2 separate regions of the Homo sapiens genome follow, and region 1 is linked to region 2. A link is a loop called in an ENCODE intact Hi-C map of the cell type or tissue named here. Cell type or tissue: PC-9. All regions are shown on one strand.

Evidence for each region. Hi-C counts contacts between places; a loop is a spot of excess contacts. Peaks named below come from ENCODE experiments on the same cell type or tissue, not always from the same donor. Only the 100,000 strongest peaks of a DNase experiment are listed, where the experiment ranks them.
Region 1: a loop joins it to region 2, with 8 times the contacts of the local background. A loop is called at or near these places in 2 of 110 quality-filtered maps.

What each region holds. Positions count from the first base shown.
Region 1 is chr1:42,932,851-42,940,850 of GRCh38, reverse strand. The region is part of intron 2 of SLC2A1 (solute carrier family 2 member 1); the gene reads left to right. Among named protein-coding and RNA genes, the nearest start is that of SLC2A1, 22 kb to the left of the region's middle. RefSeq lists enhancers at 1-44, 3,969-4,038, 5,413-6,205. In PC-9, a CTCF peak has its summit at 3,346; DNase peaks (open chromatin) are centred at 2,330, 2,910, 3,460 and 4,090; H3K4me3 peaks cover 110 bases; H3K27ac peaks cover 7,903 bases.
Region 2 is chr1:43,202,826-43,210,825 of GRCh38, reverse strand. CFAP57 (cilia and flagella associated protein 57) reads right to left here. Exons shown (of 23, transcript NM_001378189.1): 10 at 3,894-4,106; 11 at 910-1,083. LOC105378685 (a long non-coding RNA gene) reads left to right here. Exons shown (of 5, transcript XR_007066041.1): 4 at 4,434-4,480. Among named protein-coding and RNA genes, the nearest start is that of CFAP57, 34 kb to the right of the region's middle. RefSeq lists an enhancer at 3,434-4,633. In PC-9, no CTCF peak of the experiment used is centred here; DNase peaks (open chromatin) are centred at 3,345, 3,775 and 4,975; H3K4me3 peaks cover 1,679 bases; H3K27ac peaks cover 4,197 bases.

The DNA.
Region 1 (8,000 bases), 270 kb after region 2:
CTTAGACCCAGGCTGGAGAAAAGTTGAGAATTAGTCACTGGTATCCACACAGTGGAGAAAGATCTTCTAGGGAGACTGTGGAATAAAAAGAGAAATGAAGATTAAGGCCGGGCATGTGGCTCACGCTGTAATCCCAGCACTTTGGGAGGCTGAGGTGGGTGGATCACTTGAGCCCAGGAGTTCAAGACCAGCCTGAGCAACACATCAAGACCTCATCTCAATTTTATAATTAAATAAATAAAAATTAAAAGTAAAAGATCAAGGCCCCAGAGAACAACCCATTGCTAGAAAAAGACCCTAAGTAGAAGAACAAGAGCTGGTATCTCTAAAACCAGGAGAGGATACCCTCCCAAGACAGAGGGATAATGTAAGCCATCGAAGGGCCAGGGTATTTGTCTGGTTTGTCCACGGCCGTGTCCTTAGTGCCTAGAACGGTGCCTGTCATAGTAATAGACACTGGTGGATAGTGAGTGGAGGAAGGCCATCGGGTACCCCAGGGGTTGAACTGGGCAAGCCTCTCCACATTGCTGAATGCAGAAGAGGCGATGGTGGCCTTGTGGCCACTCGGGCTGACTGGGTGGCACAGCGTGGATAGAAGCCTCACTACGATTGGGTGAAGAGTGAGAGGCAGATGAGAAAGGGTGGAGACGGCTCTTCCAAAAGAGTTGGTGGGAGAGGGAGAAAAGAGGAGGTTTGGAATGATGGTATGGCTAGGAATTTATTTATTTATTTTAATGAAGGTTATTTTTAAACATGTTGGAAGGAATCAGCAGGAGAGGGTGAAGATAAGGAAGTGAGGGCGGAGGTCTTCCAGGAGGGAGGGTGGTGTCGGAGCAGAAGGGAGGGGCTGCCTTTGGCCAGGAGGGACTGAGATACCTTTTTTTTTTTTTTTTTTTTTGAGACGGAGTCTTGCTCTGCTGCCCAGGCCAGAGTACAGTGGCATGATCTTGGCTCACTGCAACCTCCGCTTCCTGGGTTCAAGTGGTTCTCGTGCCTCAGCTTTCCAAGTAGCTGGGCTACTGGTACAGGTGTGTACCACCACGCCCAGCTAATTTTTGTGTTTTTAGTAGAGATGGGGTTTCACCAGGTTGGTGAGGCTGGTCTCAAACTCCTGACCTCAGGCGATCCACCTGCCTTGGCCTCCCAAAGTGCTGGGATTACAGGTATGAGCCACCATGCCCAGCCAGGGACTGAGAGACTTCTGAAGATGTAGACAAATCTGAGATGAACTTCTGTGATCCCCGGGGCCTCCCATCTAATCAGAAATAGGCAAGAGGTTATAACTGTCATGGAATATGGGCAGAACCTCTGACCAGGGCATCACGGGGCTGGTCAGCAGCACAGAGGGCCCAGATGAGCCTGTAAACTGCATTCATAGGACCATGTATGGTCACCTGTCCAAAGGTCACTTCAGGAACCAGCCCCAGCAGACCGAAGCTGGAGATGTGAGTGGCCAGAACTGAGAACGCTGAAATCTAGCGGTGTTTCTTGGGCAAGCACCCAGACACTTGGTCTGTTGACTTTTGTACTTTACAAACACTTCTCACAAGGCTGGCTGTAGTTTTTCCAACCAGGAGCCAGATTAGAAGTGATACATGTAACATGTGAAGAGAGGACAGAAGGACCCAAGAAGAAGAAATGAAAGTGAGGCTCAGAGCCCATGTGTAGTAACAGGGCAGAGAGACTCCTGTGCCCGCGTAGGCTGAAGGCCTGCCCTAGGGCGACACAGAGATTCCATCTGGCCAACCCTTTCATTCAGCCAGGACTTCCTGAGCATCCACGCTGTGCCAGATGCGGTCCTAGACAGTAAGGAGAGAGAAGTATAGCTGTGAACACAGCAGGCACATGCTGGCCCTCAGGGAGCTGCCTGAGACACAGTCTGAGCCAGGCCCTGTCTCCACAGCAGTGGGAGAGACCCCTTGGAGAAAGCCAGAGTGTCACTAACAGAGGGCTTCAAGGTGCTGTGAGAGCAAACGGGGCAACTAATGCTGGGGCTGGGGTGACAGGGGAGATTAAAAAAAGGGCTTCACGAAGGACTTGGCAGCCATGCTCGACCTTGAAGGGTTAGTTGACCTCATAGGGCAGGAGGGGCAGGTGTCTGGGCAGTGAGAGGGGCTTCTGCAGAGGTGCAGGGGTGTGAAATGTTCTGCTGATGCGGAATTGCTAACTGCCTGCAGTGGGCACACTGACTTCCCTTGTCTGTTTAGAAGAACCTCTCTTAGGAAACAGCATTGGGTTGGCCACAGTTTGCCTACTCTTGAGAAGAGACTTTGCCCCACAAGTGGTGAGGATGCCAGAAGCTTGTTCTCTTCCATAAAACAGGCCCCAAAGGGCTTCCTCCTGGAAGTGGTTAATTAATCATACTACCTTATATGTTTACAAAGCACCACCCCATAAATTACCACCTCACAGCAACTCTACAAGGCAGGCGGGGCTGACATCTTCCCCTCTTCTAAATGAGGGAACTGAAGCCAGATGAGGTATCTGGAGAGTGAGAGGCTGAGCTAGAGGTGGGCTCCAGGCCTTGTGCCTCCCCAGCTCTGCACACTGCCCCTGCCCTGCTGTGAGTGTGACAGGACATTCCTGCCATGCATCCCCTCCTGGAGGAGGAGGACAGAGCAGAAGAGGTGAGCCCAGCCACAGAGGGAGCAGCTAAATGAACCAGGGAATCCTGACCATCATACTGGGCTCATCCGAGCACTGCCTTTCCCCTCCCCAAATGACTGAGCTGCCAGTAGAGATGACTGACGGCCACTGAGAAACCATGAAGTCCTGGCCCAAGGGACAGTGTCAGGCATGTCTGAGAATAAGGCATCCTCAGAATCCAGAGTTTGGGCCAGAAAGGCCTCAGTTGTTTGACAAACAACACTCCTTGTTTGACAAAGGAGGAACCTGGTCTGCAGAGGAGGTGAGGTCTGCCCAGGATGACCCAGCTTGGTGAGTGAAAGAGCTGGAGGCAACACCCGCCTCCCAACCCAAGCCCTGTGTCCCGTCAGGCTGAACTGGGCTTCGTGCTCTAGGCAGCCTCTCCTTCTCTCTCCTATATCCAAAGAGTTCTAGTCCTCTCTCCCCTTCACCCGTCACCACTACCATAAACCCTTACTGCTTACTTATAGCTTGCCCAGGCATTGTTATACATACTCTAGAAATAGTAATTCAGTTGTTCTTCAAAATAACCCCATTAGGCAGACACCATAATTTTCCCTGCTCTATAAGAAACTGGGGCACAGGAATGTTAAGCAATTAAAGCAAGGACACACAGCTAGTAAGTGGCAAGGCTGCAATGTAACTCCGGGGAGTCTGGCCCTAGTCTGTGCCCTTGACCATTGTGGAAGATGGACACAGTCCCAGATGGGCACCTAAACACCCTTTCACTCACCTACAACTGCCACCTAGCTGGCAGTGTGTGGTCTCACTTTGGAGCTGAGTCAAGCTCAGTCATGTACCAACATCTCAGGTTTCCCACACACAGTTGCACAATCTCTTACACCATCACACCCTGTCATATCACATCACCCCTCAAGCCCTTCAGTTAGATTCATGGCTTGTTGGTCATTTAGTGTCAACTCTGCACCTCCACCACCGTGCTGGGCACCAGCAACATGGATGCATCAGACAGACCATCTCCGTGCTGAGGTTTACTGTACAGGGAGCACACGGTACCTTACAGTTAGTCTTCTAAAGGCGATGATGGAAATGCGAGCAAGCACAGTGGGAGCAGGGAAGGAAGAGGGAGAGGGTGCTTCGCCCTTAGAGCAGGGTTTCTCAGCTTGGCACTGTGATGTTTCTGCTGGTGTTGTAGAGGCCTGTCCCATGCATTGGAGGATGTTTATCAGCATCCTTGGCTTCTGCCCTCTAGATACCAGTAGCCAGTGTGGCAACCAAAAATGTCTCTGGGCATTGGCAGATGTCCTATGGGGTACCAAAGCCGTCTCTGTTTGAGAACCAGTTGCAGTGGAGTGGGAGGGGTGGTTCTCGGGAGGAAGGCTTTCCAGAGGAGTATCTGTGCATGTTCTGAAAGGTGATTAGGCCCAAGCAAAGGTGTGAGGTGTCTAGGTCGTATGAGGGAGTCACTGCGTGTGCCTTGTGAGTCATAGTTGGGGTAGAGGAGACACTTTATTGCAAGAGCTGAGAAGGGCTTCGGGTGTGGCCACGGCAGTGGGATGATTCCTCTGTCTACCGGGAGGCCTGGCCTGGCCTGGCCTTGGTTTGGAGGCTAGCCATGTCAGGGCTGTTCCAGGGAAGCAGCCTGGGTGGTCCAGCCCTCTGCAGGGGGGTTGGGGCCCAGCTCTAGCCCCAACCTGGGCCTCTTCCCCCAGGCCCCAAAGTGAGGCCCCAGGGGACCCAGTGGGCAGGGTTATCTGTCCAGCCCCACCTGGAACATCTGGCTCCAATCTCCCAGCTCACCCTGGGGTGTGGCTGAGAGTTGCTGTGGAGATGAAGGCCCTGGGCTGAGAGCTTGTGGGAAGGGCAGTGTGGGGCCAGCCCCAACTGGAAGACAGGGGCAGGCAAGGAACAGGGGTGAAGGCCAGGCTGAGAGGCTAAGCCGGAGAAGCTGGCCCTTTCCTCCTTGTAACTGGCGCTGAAAGCTTGGCTGGCAGTTTAGCCCCTTCTTCCCCACAATAGCATCCCGTAGAGCACAGGGAGAGTTGAGACCGAGCCTAAACCTGGCCCAGGGATCCCTGCTGGGGATGACCTAACTGACCTAGTCCTCCTGGGGTAAAGGAATGTCTAGAGGGAAGGATGGTGAGACCAGCCAGAGGTTCCAAAACGCATACCCCTCCTGGCAGTGGTCTAGAATCCTAGATCAAGGGTTGGCAGGAGGGCCACATCCAGCCAGCAGCCTGTTTTTGTGCAACCCATGAGCTAACAATGGTTTTTACATTTTTACAAGGTTGAGAAAAAAAGAACAATGAGTGACAGAGGCCATATGTGGCTCACAGACCCTACCTAATGGATTCTAGCTAGCCTTTTACATAAAATGTTTACCCCAGTCCGGCTCTGGAGCACTTTGACTTGCATGCTCCCTACTTACAGGGAACTCACCACCTGTAAGGTGGGCAGCCTCATACCCTGAAGTCTATAAAGCTCTTCCTTCCCCTGAGCTGGAGTCTGGCCCTGGCACCTCTGCCCTCTGGGGCTACAGAGTGCTGGGTTCCTCTGCCAGGAGCAGCCGAGCAGGGTCTGGAGACTAGCTTTATTCCCTGAGGCAGGCCCGTAGTTCCTTCAGGTTCCTCCTTACTCTTACATTCTTAGGGTAATGATTTCTGGCAATTTCAAAATGGAAAACCTTGTCCCTAAGGCTCCTCCGAAAGTGGTGACTTCTTTTCTTGAGAGAGCAACAGTGACAGCAGTAACAGCTTACCCATGTGCCAGGCAGTGTTCGCCGCCTCATGCCCCTCTACAAAGGGGAAGTGAGAAGTTCCTTGGCAGATGGGCAGACATGTAGTCTCACCCACAGTTGCCTCGACTGGCGGGAGGTGGTGTGGGGATTCCCAGGTGTCCTTAGGCTTGGGCAGGCCTCCCCCTCACCCCAGGAGAGCCACCGGGTGAGGAATAGCTTCGCGTACCAGAAGCCATCCGGTTCAAAGGATCTCAGCTGCCCAGAGTCAACCTGCTTCTCCAGGGTGGTCTCCATGGTGGGTGTCCTCTAGGCTCAGTGAGGCACCTGGACAGAGATCTGTAGTAGCCCCTCAGCTCTAGGCTGGCCGACACCATGGCAGTCCCCCCAGGAACTAACCAGAACCGCTCCTCCCTCCTCAACACGCTTGCCGCCACCCAGACTCCACAGCTGGGTGAAGAGACTGGGCTGGGAAGGGAGCAGAGAAGCGGGTGGATGGCCGAGCCTGGCACATTTGGTGTGCAGGACTCCGACTGCATTCTGAGGGGTGGTTCACTGTGGGAAATGGGGTCTGACTTTGGTGGATAGGAAGAGTCGGGAGCAGAATCCAGATGAGACCCAGGGCAGGCTGCCTGGGTAGAGAAGTAGGACAGACTCGGAGGCAGAATCGAGAGGACCTGGTGATGGATGGATGTGGGGTGGTGGCAGCATCAAGTGTTTAAATCCTAAGCTTGGGACGGGCATGTGAGGTGGGAGCGTTCAGAACAGGCACGTGCCAGGTCTCACCTCACACATGACCCAGGGTTGCGGAGGCTGCTGGGAGCCGGCGGGATTGGGCCTGTGGGATCCTGTCAGGGCATAATAAGTAGACTCTTCTTTCCTGAGGTGCACCCAGACACTTCTAGGGAGGATGTGACCCCAGAGCTTTTCCCCATGTAGGGTTCTTCTCATTCTCCAGCATCCCCCTGCCTTTCCTGGGCCAAGAGTCAGCGTGGAACCCCATACGAATCCCCAGGGAGGAGAGGGCACAGAGCACCGGAACCAGCAGTAGGAATTGGAAAACCAGGCGTGGCTTCTTCCCAGAAATCTCAGGCATCAAGAGGCAGAAACCCACTCCCCAGCCTCAGCTTGGCCAGGAAGTGCTGCTGTGGGCTGGAGAGGATGGGTCTAGGCCAAGGTGAACATGCAGAGAGCTGGCTGCTCACCCTTCCTCCACCCCATAAAGTGGTCTGAGTAACAGAGCAGCTAGGCAGCGTCCAGGAGCCAGCCCTGGACAAGGTTGGGTCCCTTTGACTGTGTGACCACAGGCAGGAGACGTAACTCAGGGTGGAGCTCTGGTCACACCTCACTTACACACAGCCCTCTTGTCAGTTGCCCCAACATCTCAAGAGATCTTCAAGCTTATTTAGGTAGTTTCAAGCCTTACTTAGCACCTATTTACTCTTTCTTTGTATACAATTCAAACAAATTCCATTTGCTGACTTCTTGGCAAATTTCAAAAGAGGTGTGGAGAGTTGTACAAGACAAGCCTCTGAACCACAGAGGGTTGGGGGAATACCTTAGAACTATGGAATGCAGAAATTTAGCCATCAGGAGCCAGTCTGCACAGGGACAAACACCTCTCCTTGCCCCTGGAGAGAGCCCCAAGGGCAGACACCATTGCCCTGCAGCCCTGCTTGTAGGTCTGGTTGCTCAGGAGAGCAAAGTGAAATCTCTTCACATTTTCACCCCATAATGGGTCAGGAAAGATTGGACCCTCAGAAGGGCAAGCGCCATTTATCTGGACCGTTCCCATATCCACCCTCATTCAGAGCAGCCTGTTCTTGGTGGAGCCTGATAAACGGGGCATTACCGTTCCCAACCAGTCCTCCTCTGGGGTTAGTTTCGTCCACAGAAGAACACTTTGCATTTTGTTACTCTGTTTTTTGTCAAAATCTGCCTTCTGTCTGCCCCCAGCAGAATCAAGGGGTTCTAAGAGGAGAGCCTAACACCTTTGGTTCGATTCCTCCATTTCCTCACCAGGTATCCCTGGCACTGGCTCTGGGACAGACCATGGTGTGAATCAACTGTCTTCCTCAGGGAAGACAAACTCCTGGAGTCAGGGAAACCTGGATCTCGAAAGGTTTCAGCAATAAGGCCAGGGGTACCTTCCAGGCAGGAGTAGTAGCATCTCAAAGGCGTAGAGGGGTGGGAGATGGTGTGTAGTGAGTGCAAAGGTGTGGTAGGTAGGGAGATTGGATTGATACCTGGCAGGAGCCCCGATTTTGAGTTACGGGTTGAAGGCTTGGGGAGACTCTGTTAGTGGTCTGCACAGCCTTCAGGCCACCAGTGTGCAGTGGGGTGATTTTAGGGATGATGACACCAAGCACTGTTTCACTGATTCCCTGCAGCACTGTGAAGCAGCTCCTGCTAATGTCTGCACTTTAGAAATGGGGCCATGGAAACTCACAGATGAAATAACTTGCTCATGGTCACACTGGAAATAAGGGGTGGAGCTAGGACCTGAATTTAGTTGTGTCCAGAATCAGAGTTCAGGTTTCTATTCACTGCCCTGCATGGCGTCCTTGGAACGGACAAGCAGATCCTTAGGGCTTGCCTCTGCCCTACCAACTGTCCTCGCCCCTTGGAGCCTGGCCTCCATCAGATGCCTGCTGACTTG
Region 2 (8,000 bases):
TGTAAAATTTGCTATCTTAACCATTTTCAAGTGTACAGTTCATGTTATTAAATACATTTGTAATGTTGTGCAGCCATTGCCACCAACTACCCCCATAATCCTTTTGTCTTGTAAAACCAAAACTCTATACCTATGAAACAATCATTCCTCATTCCCCCTTCCTGCAGCCCCTGCCAACCACCACTCTGTCTTTGTGATTCTGACTGCTCCAAGTATCTCCTAAAAGTGGAATCACACTGTACTTATCTTTTTGTGGTTGGCCTTATTTAATTTAGCATAACATCCTCAAGGTTCATCCATGTGGTAGCACATTGCAGAATTCCCTTCCTTTTTAGGCAGGGTATTGTTCCATTGTATAGATATACCATCTTTTGCTTATGCATTCGTCTGTCGATGGATGCTTGGTTGCTTCCACATTTTGACTGTTGAACATAGATACTACTTTATGAGAAGGGTGAATGGAAGGACAATTTACAAATGTGTACTCATGGTATTGCCCCTGGGGTGGCCTTTTGTACCCTCAGGGAGAGGTAGGGGCCAATCTTCAGGGCTATGGCTCCTTTCAGTCTGGGGCATTCTCTGGAGGAGGAGGCAGCTGTGGTCAAGTGCAGCCCACACTCACGGCAGCTACGGCATCCACCAAACGGCCCCTTATTATGCATAATATTATGGTGAAAACGTTGTACATACATTTTTAGGTGTATCTCTGATGATTTCCTAGGCTAAATTCCTGGAAGTAGTTTAAACAAAGAGTATATTCATAGTCAATAGATGGTGATTCAATGAATGATGGATGAATAAATAAGAGAGAAGAAGGAGAGAGAAAAGACATTGGGAGGTTGAAGGGATGAACAAGGCACGTAGCAGGCAGGTGTGGGACTGGGTTCCTGGGGAGAGGGCCCTGCTCACCTTGGTGATAGGACCGGCATGGGCCTGGTACTCATTGAATTCCTTCTGCAGAGGCAGAGGGTACTTCATGGCACGAATGGTTCCCACCGAGGTGCCCACAAACATCATGCGTCCAGAATGCGAGATGACAATGGCGGTGTAGGTGACATCAAACGCCGATATCTCTCGAAGGATCTGAGACACAGGCAGCTCTGCTCAGTGTGAGGGGTCGAGCTGTGGCCCCCACGTCCCAGTGCCATACTCTCTCGCCCTCTGCTCTAACAGATCCCTAGGGGCTTGTCTTTAAAAAATGCTTTTTCTATCCCCTTTTGGCATCCGGTATAGTGCCTAGCACAAAAAAAGGCGCAAACTAGATATTCCTTGTTGTGTTGCTGGTAAATAACCAGGTTCATGAGTTAGGAATAATACTAATAGAGAGAGATATTCATATAGCACTTACTATGTGCCAAGCACTGTTCTGTGCCTTCTCCATGTTGCAACTCATTCAATCCTCACGAAACCCTCTGAGGCAGTTACTGTTATCCCTAGTCTATGGATGACGGACCATCTGTGTGAAAGGCATTTGCTTCAACTCATGTACCTGGGTGGGCTCCAGTCTCTGCTTTGACTGCTATGCATGGGTGCATTTCAAAATGAGAATGGGCTATTGCTCATAAATGCATTCAGCAAGCATTTATTAATGCTCATTACATAAGCAAAACCATACATTAGTCTCCCCTTATCCTTGAGGGATATGTTCCAAGATCCCCAGTGGTGCCTGAAACCACAGATAGTACTGAACCCTATATATACTATGGTTTTCTCCTATACGTACATAACTATGATATGGTTTAATTTATAAATTAGGTCCAGTAAGAGATAAATAATACCTAATAATAAAATAGAACGGTTATAAGAATACTGTATAAAAGCTGTGTGAATGTGATTTCTCTCTCTCAAAATATCTTACTCACAGTATGGTACTCACCTGTTTTTGGACCTTGGTTGACCACAGGTAACTGAAACTGTGGGTAAGGTGGGACTACTGTACTATCAGAGCGCCCCTTCATTCCCTCACTCATTCATGCACTCATTCACCCACCCACCTACACACATATTTTTTTTTTCTTTTATTATTATTATTGTTATACTTTAAGTTCTAGGGTACATGTGCACAACGTGCAGGTTTGTTACATATGTATACATGTGCCATGTTGGTGTGCTGCACCCATTAACTCGTCATTTACATTAGATATATCTCCTAATGCTATCCCTCCCTGTTCCCCCCATCCCACGACAGGCCCCGTTGTGTGGTGTTCCCCACCCTGTGTCCAAGTGCTCTCATTGTTCAATGCCCACCTATGAGTGAGAATATGCGGTGTTTCGTTTTCTGTCCTTGCGATAGTTTGCTGAGAATGATGGTTTCCAGCTTCATCCACGTCCCTACAAAGGACATGAACTCATCCTTTTTTATGGCTGCATAGTATTCCATGGTGTATATGCGCCACATTTTCTTAATCCAGTCTATCATTGATTTGGGTTGGTTCCAAGTCTTTGCTATTGTGAATAGTGCCACAATAAACATACGTGTGCATGTGTCTTTATAGCAGCATAATTTATAATCCTTTGGGTATATACTCAGTAATGGGATGGCTGGGTCAAATGGTATTTCTAGTTCTAGATCCTTGAGGAATCACCACACTGTCTTCCACAATGGTTGAACTAGTTTACAGTCCCACCAACAGTGTAAAATTATTCCTATTTCTCCACATCCTCTCCAGCACCTGTTGTTTCCTGACTTTTTAATGATTGCCATTCTAACTGGTGTGAGATGGTACCTCACTGTGGTTTTGATTTGCATTTCTCTGATGGCCAGTGATGATGAGCATTTTTTCATGCCTACACACACATTTATTGAATGCTGTGCACCACACAATGTGCCAGCTAGTAGGGCTGCCAAGAGGAGCAAAAGATGGCCCTGCCCTAAAGGGGCTTTATTCTGGCACAGCACTGATAGCTGCCATTGAATTAGGACCAGGCTACTCGGGGGTACACAGGAGAGTCACCATACTGTCAGCTGTGTTCCAGCCACGGGAGATCTGCCTTGGGCTAGCTTGCTGCCGTGGTATCTACGCACTTTCCCAGGCACCAGTCACAGGAAAAGTGGGAGGAACCAGCTGGAGGAGCGCACAGCCCATGTTTGTATGATGCATCCTTGCTGAGCTCCTCTCTTTTCCCTTCACTATTTGGAGCCCAATGTAACTGTACGGTTTCAGAGTTTGGGGATTTCAAAAGAATACAGTGGCAAGCCTAGGTGAGAGCAGCTCACTGCACAGTCATGCATCGCTTGATATGGGATACATGGTTAGGCTATTTTGTCACGCAAACATCACGGAGTGTATTTACACAAACCTAGCTGCGACAGCCTACTATACACCTAGGCTATGTGGTAGAGCCTACTGCTCCGAGGCTACAAACCTGAACAGCATGTGACTATGCTGAATACTGTAGGCAACTGTGACGCAATGGAAAATATCTGTGTATCTAAACAGAAAAGGTACAGTGAACATTTGGCATTATAATCTTATGGCATTACAATCTTACAGTCCATGTGGTCCATCATTGGTGTTACTCAGTGCATACCGTAGTTAGGTTTTTACCCCAGGAATGTAAGTGCAGACCAAGGGTAAGAGTACAGTTTAGAGATGACATGACCTCCATGCCTGGAAGGTGGGAGAGAAGTTACAGACAGCAAGTAAAAGGGAAATGAAAAAGAGCCCCGCAATTTACAATTTCACCCAGTCAGGAAGGAAACTAGGCAGGAAATTCAGGAAGTGACGATAACTGAGCTAATCTAAAAGGAATGAGGAGCCTGATGTTATCTTGGGAAGAAGGGGCCCTGTATGCAGAGGCCCTCATTCCGTGCATACTTTGTGCTGTAAGCACGGGAAGCTGTCCCTGCAGATCCGTGCACCAGCCCAGAGGCGGGGCAGGGGCAGACTCACCAAGGAATCTGCAATCTCCTTGAGGGTGTGGTCTGATCCAACAGCAAAGATAATTTTGGCATCGGGGGAGACAGTAACACAGTTGTAGCTGCAAGACTTGAGCACGCATTCTGTCTCTCTCTTTCCTGTGGACAGATTCCATTCATACACAGCACCATCTGTGCCACCAGAAATCAGTTTGCTATCATCTGCATTCCACACAATTGAGCGAATCTGCAGGAGAGGAAGACATATCCAGTGAAGAGTGTACACACACTTACACCCTAACACAGAAAAGGGTGCAAACTCCTTAGGTGCTCCACTAGACTGAGCAGAACGTCCTTTCCTGCTGTAGGCCCTTCTGTTAGCACAAAACATAGCTTCTTGTGAACGTTCACATTCTGTTTTCTATGACGCTTGCAAATTACTGAAGATGAAACACTCTCATTTCTTTTTCACTTTATGAACGTAAAGACTGAATCCTACAGGTTTCTTAAGGCTAGAACCAACCAATTATTGCTGTTTTTTCAAAACATTTTTGAAATAATTATGTATTCACAGAAACTTGCAAAAATAGCACAGAGAGAGTGGACTTCTGGAATGGCACGGTAAGAACCTCAACTTGACCTTCTCTCTGACAATGTAGGTTAACTGGTAAATATGATAAAAAATAATCATTTAAAGTCTTTAGAAGGCTGGGTGCAGTGGATCACATCTGTAGTCCCAACACTTTGGGAGGCTGAGGTGGAAGGATCACTTGAGCCCAGCAGTTTGAGAATAGCCTGGGTAACATAGTGAAACCCTGTCTTTATAAAAATAAAAATAATAAGCTGGGCATGGTGGCATGTGCCTGAGGCAGGAAGATGGTTTGAACTGGGGAGGCTGAGGCTGCAGTGAGCTATGAGTGTACCTCTGCCCTCTGGCCTCAGTGACAGAGTGAGACCCTGTCTAAAATAAAATAAATAAAATGTCTCTGGAAATTGTCCTCAGGGAATACAGCAAATGGAAAAACATTTATTCAAGAAAATCTACTCAATCCCAGTAAGAACAGAGTCTGCTGCATTTAAGCCATGACTCGCTCTGTTACGGCCTCAGCTCCAGAAACTTCACTGCTGTGCACTCTGGGCAGATGTGGCCAAGATAAGCGACTCCCTCTCCCCATAGCTCCTGATCTTGGGCTATGGTTTCGGTCTGGAAAGGGAAACTGCTGGGATTTCTTATTCTTACCCCAGCCCCATGTTGCAGAAGCTCTATTCCAAGCAGGTGTGGCCAAGAGGGCTCAGACTCTCTTCCCCTCGGCCCATTGTCACTTGTTGGAAGAAACTCCACTCTAAGCTCAGCATACTGAGAATAACTGTGCCCTAATGATTCCTGACCCAGTTTGCTTATAGAGTGAAAGTTCCAAGCCATGAAGGGCAAGCCAAAAAGACCAGGGGCTTACATACGTGCACACACACATACACACGCATGTGCACACACACGCACACACCTCAAGTGTCACTCACAGAAGTGAGGATGTTACTCCTGGAAAAGCAGGTCCCCGCCCCAGCTCTGGTGCAGTGGAGCAAAGGTTCTGTCTGTGGGAAAGTCAGGTGCTAAGACAGGGAGCTCTACAGCTCTGCTTGAGGGGGCTGACTTTATTTGGAATAGAACATGGAAAAGTCCATGCCTATGGGCATTGTCTAAAACAGTGGAGATCTTGGTGGAAAGTGATTAAGAGGAGGCTGATAACTCCAGGATGTAAGCAAAATGATATAGAGGAGTGGAATTTTGATAGAACAAGGGAAAGGGACAGAGAAGAAGAGTCCTTCAGGGATAACAGACAACTCTAGAGGCTGGAAGGTCTTGTGTATGTGTTAGACTGTACTGATTCAGGTGCAGTCAGAGTGGGATATGAGGAAAACTTGAAAGCATCTCCTAAGCTACACAAAGACCCGTTAACATAGGGCAGAGTCTCACTGGCACAACGGGCCTACCAAACACAACAGTCTACCAAATGCGGAACATTAAGCTCTCCCGACCCAGGGGCATCTCCTAGGAAGCCAGGCTTAAAAATGAAATCATATTCATCCCTCGCAGCCTGGAAGACTCTGTGCATGCCCAAGGCTGTACCCTCTTATGAACAATCAGAAAGGGGTCATCCAAACTACCAGTCTCTGGCTGAACATGATGCAAAAGCCATCACTCTCTGAACTGTGATAGCATTTTCCAAGCCACACATAAATCTGGTAGTAAAAGGTAAAAACCTAATTGTCTAAGGGGGTTTATGCACCATCTGTAACTAATAAGCAGCTTAGGCAACTCATGGGCAACCCTAGGTAGCCAGGCTAAAAGAAAAGATGAAAAATAGATCTGAGTAGTGATATGAGACACTGCTCACTACAGGGGAAACAGACTTTACAGAATTAGCTCAGCCAAGTCACGAAACAGATAATCAGCCAACCAACCAACAACAATGCCCTGGGGGGACACATATTCAGAACTGCTACAATATATTGTCTAAAATATTCAGCCAACAAAAAATTGAAACATAAACAAACAAACAAACAAACAAAAAGAGTGTAACCAATAAGAAAAAGAAAGAAAGAAAGCATTCAGGCAATAGAAATTGCCTTTGAAGGGGCCCAGATGGTAGATTTTGCGGACAAAGACTTCAAAGTAGCTAATACAAATAAGTTCAATTAACTAAAGGAAACTACGCTTAAATAATTAAAGGAAGGTAGGATGACAAGCCTCATCAAATAAAGAATATAATAAGAAAACAGAAATTAGTTCAAAAATCAAATGGAAATTCTGGAGTTGAAAAGTACAATAACCAAAACGAAAAATTCACTGGAAGGCTCAACAGTAGATTTGAGCTGGCAAACTTGAAATAGCTCAATAGAGATTGTGCAATTGGAAGAACAGAGAGAAACACTAATCAAGAAAAATTAACATTAACAGAGTTTCAGAGAAATGTGGGCATCCATTAAATGCACCCACGTATGGTACTGTAATGAGAGCACTAGGAGAAGAGAGAAAAACAACAAATATTCAAATAAATAATGCTGAAAAATCTCAAATTTGTTGAAAAACATTAACCTACACATCCAAGAAGTACAATAAACTCCAAGTAGGATAAATGCAAAGAAATCTAGATCCAGACACATCAAAAACAAAATGTTGAAAGCCAAAGATAAGAAAATCTTGAAAGCTGGCCGGCCACGGTGGCTCACACCTGTAATCCCAGCACTTTGGGAGGCCAAGGCAGGTGGATCATGAGGTGAAGAGATCGAGACCATCCTGGCCAAAATGGTGAAACCCTGTCTCTACTAAAAATACAAAAATTAGCTGGGCATGGTGGCGCACACCTGTAATCTCAGCTACTCAGGAGGCTGAGGCAGGAGAATCGTTTGAACCCAGGAGGCAGAGGTTGCAGTGAGCCGAGATGGTGCCACTGCACTCCAGCCTGGTGACACAGCAAGACTCCGTCTAAAATATATATATAAATATATATTTCTATCTGTGCTCATGAAAAAGACTAGCTTATTTTTTTTTCTTGTGGTGTCTTTGACAGATTTTGGTATCACAATTATTTTGGCCTCATAGAACATAACTGGAAAGTATTCCTTCTTTTTCCAATTCTCTAGAAGAGTTTTTTTCAAGATTAGTGATAGTGTTATTTTTTTTTCCTTAAATGTTGATAAAATTCCCCAGTGATAAGATCTGGGCCTAGAGTTTTCTTTGTAGAAAGGTTTTAAGTTACAGATTCTTCTTGTTTTGTTTTGTTTTGTTTTGTTTTGAGGCAGAGTCTCACTCTGCTGCCCAGGCTAGACTGCACTGGCATGATCTCGGCTCACTGCAACCTCCATCCCCCAGGTTCATGCCATTCTCCTGCCTCAGCCTCCCGAGTAGCTGGGACTACAGGTGCCCACCACCATGCTCGGCTAATATTTTGTATTTTTAGTAGAGACGGAGTTTCACCGTGTTATCCAGGATGATCTCCATCTCCTGACCTCGTGATCCGCCCACCTCAGCCTCCCAAAGTGCTGGGATTACAGGTGTGAGCCACTGCGCCCAGCCTACAGATTCAATTTTTATAGGAATTTGTCAGTTTCATCTATATATTAAAATTTATTTGCATAAAGT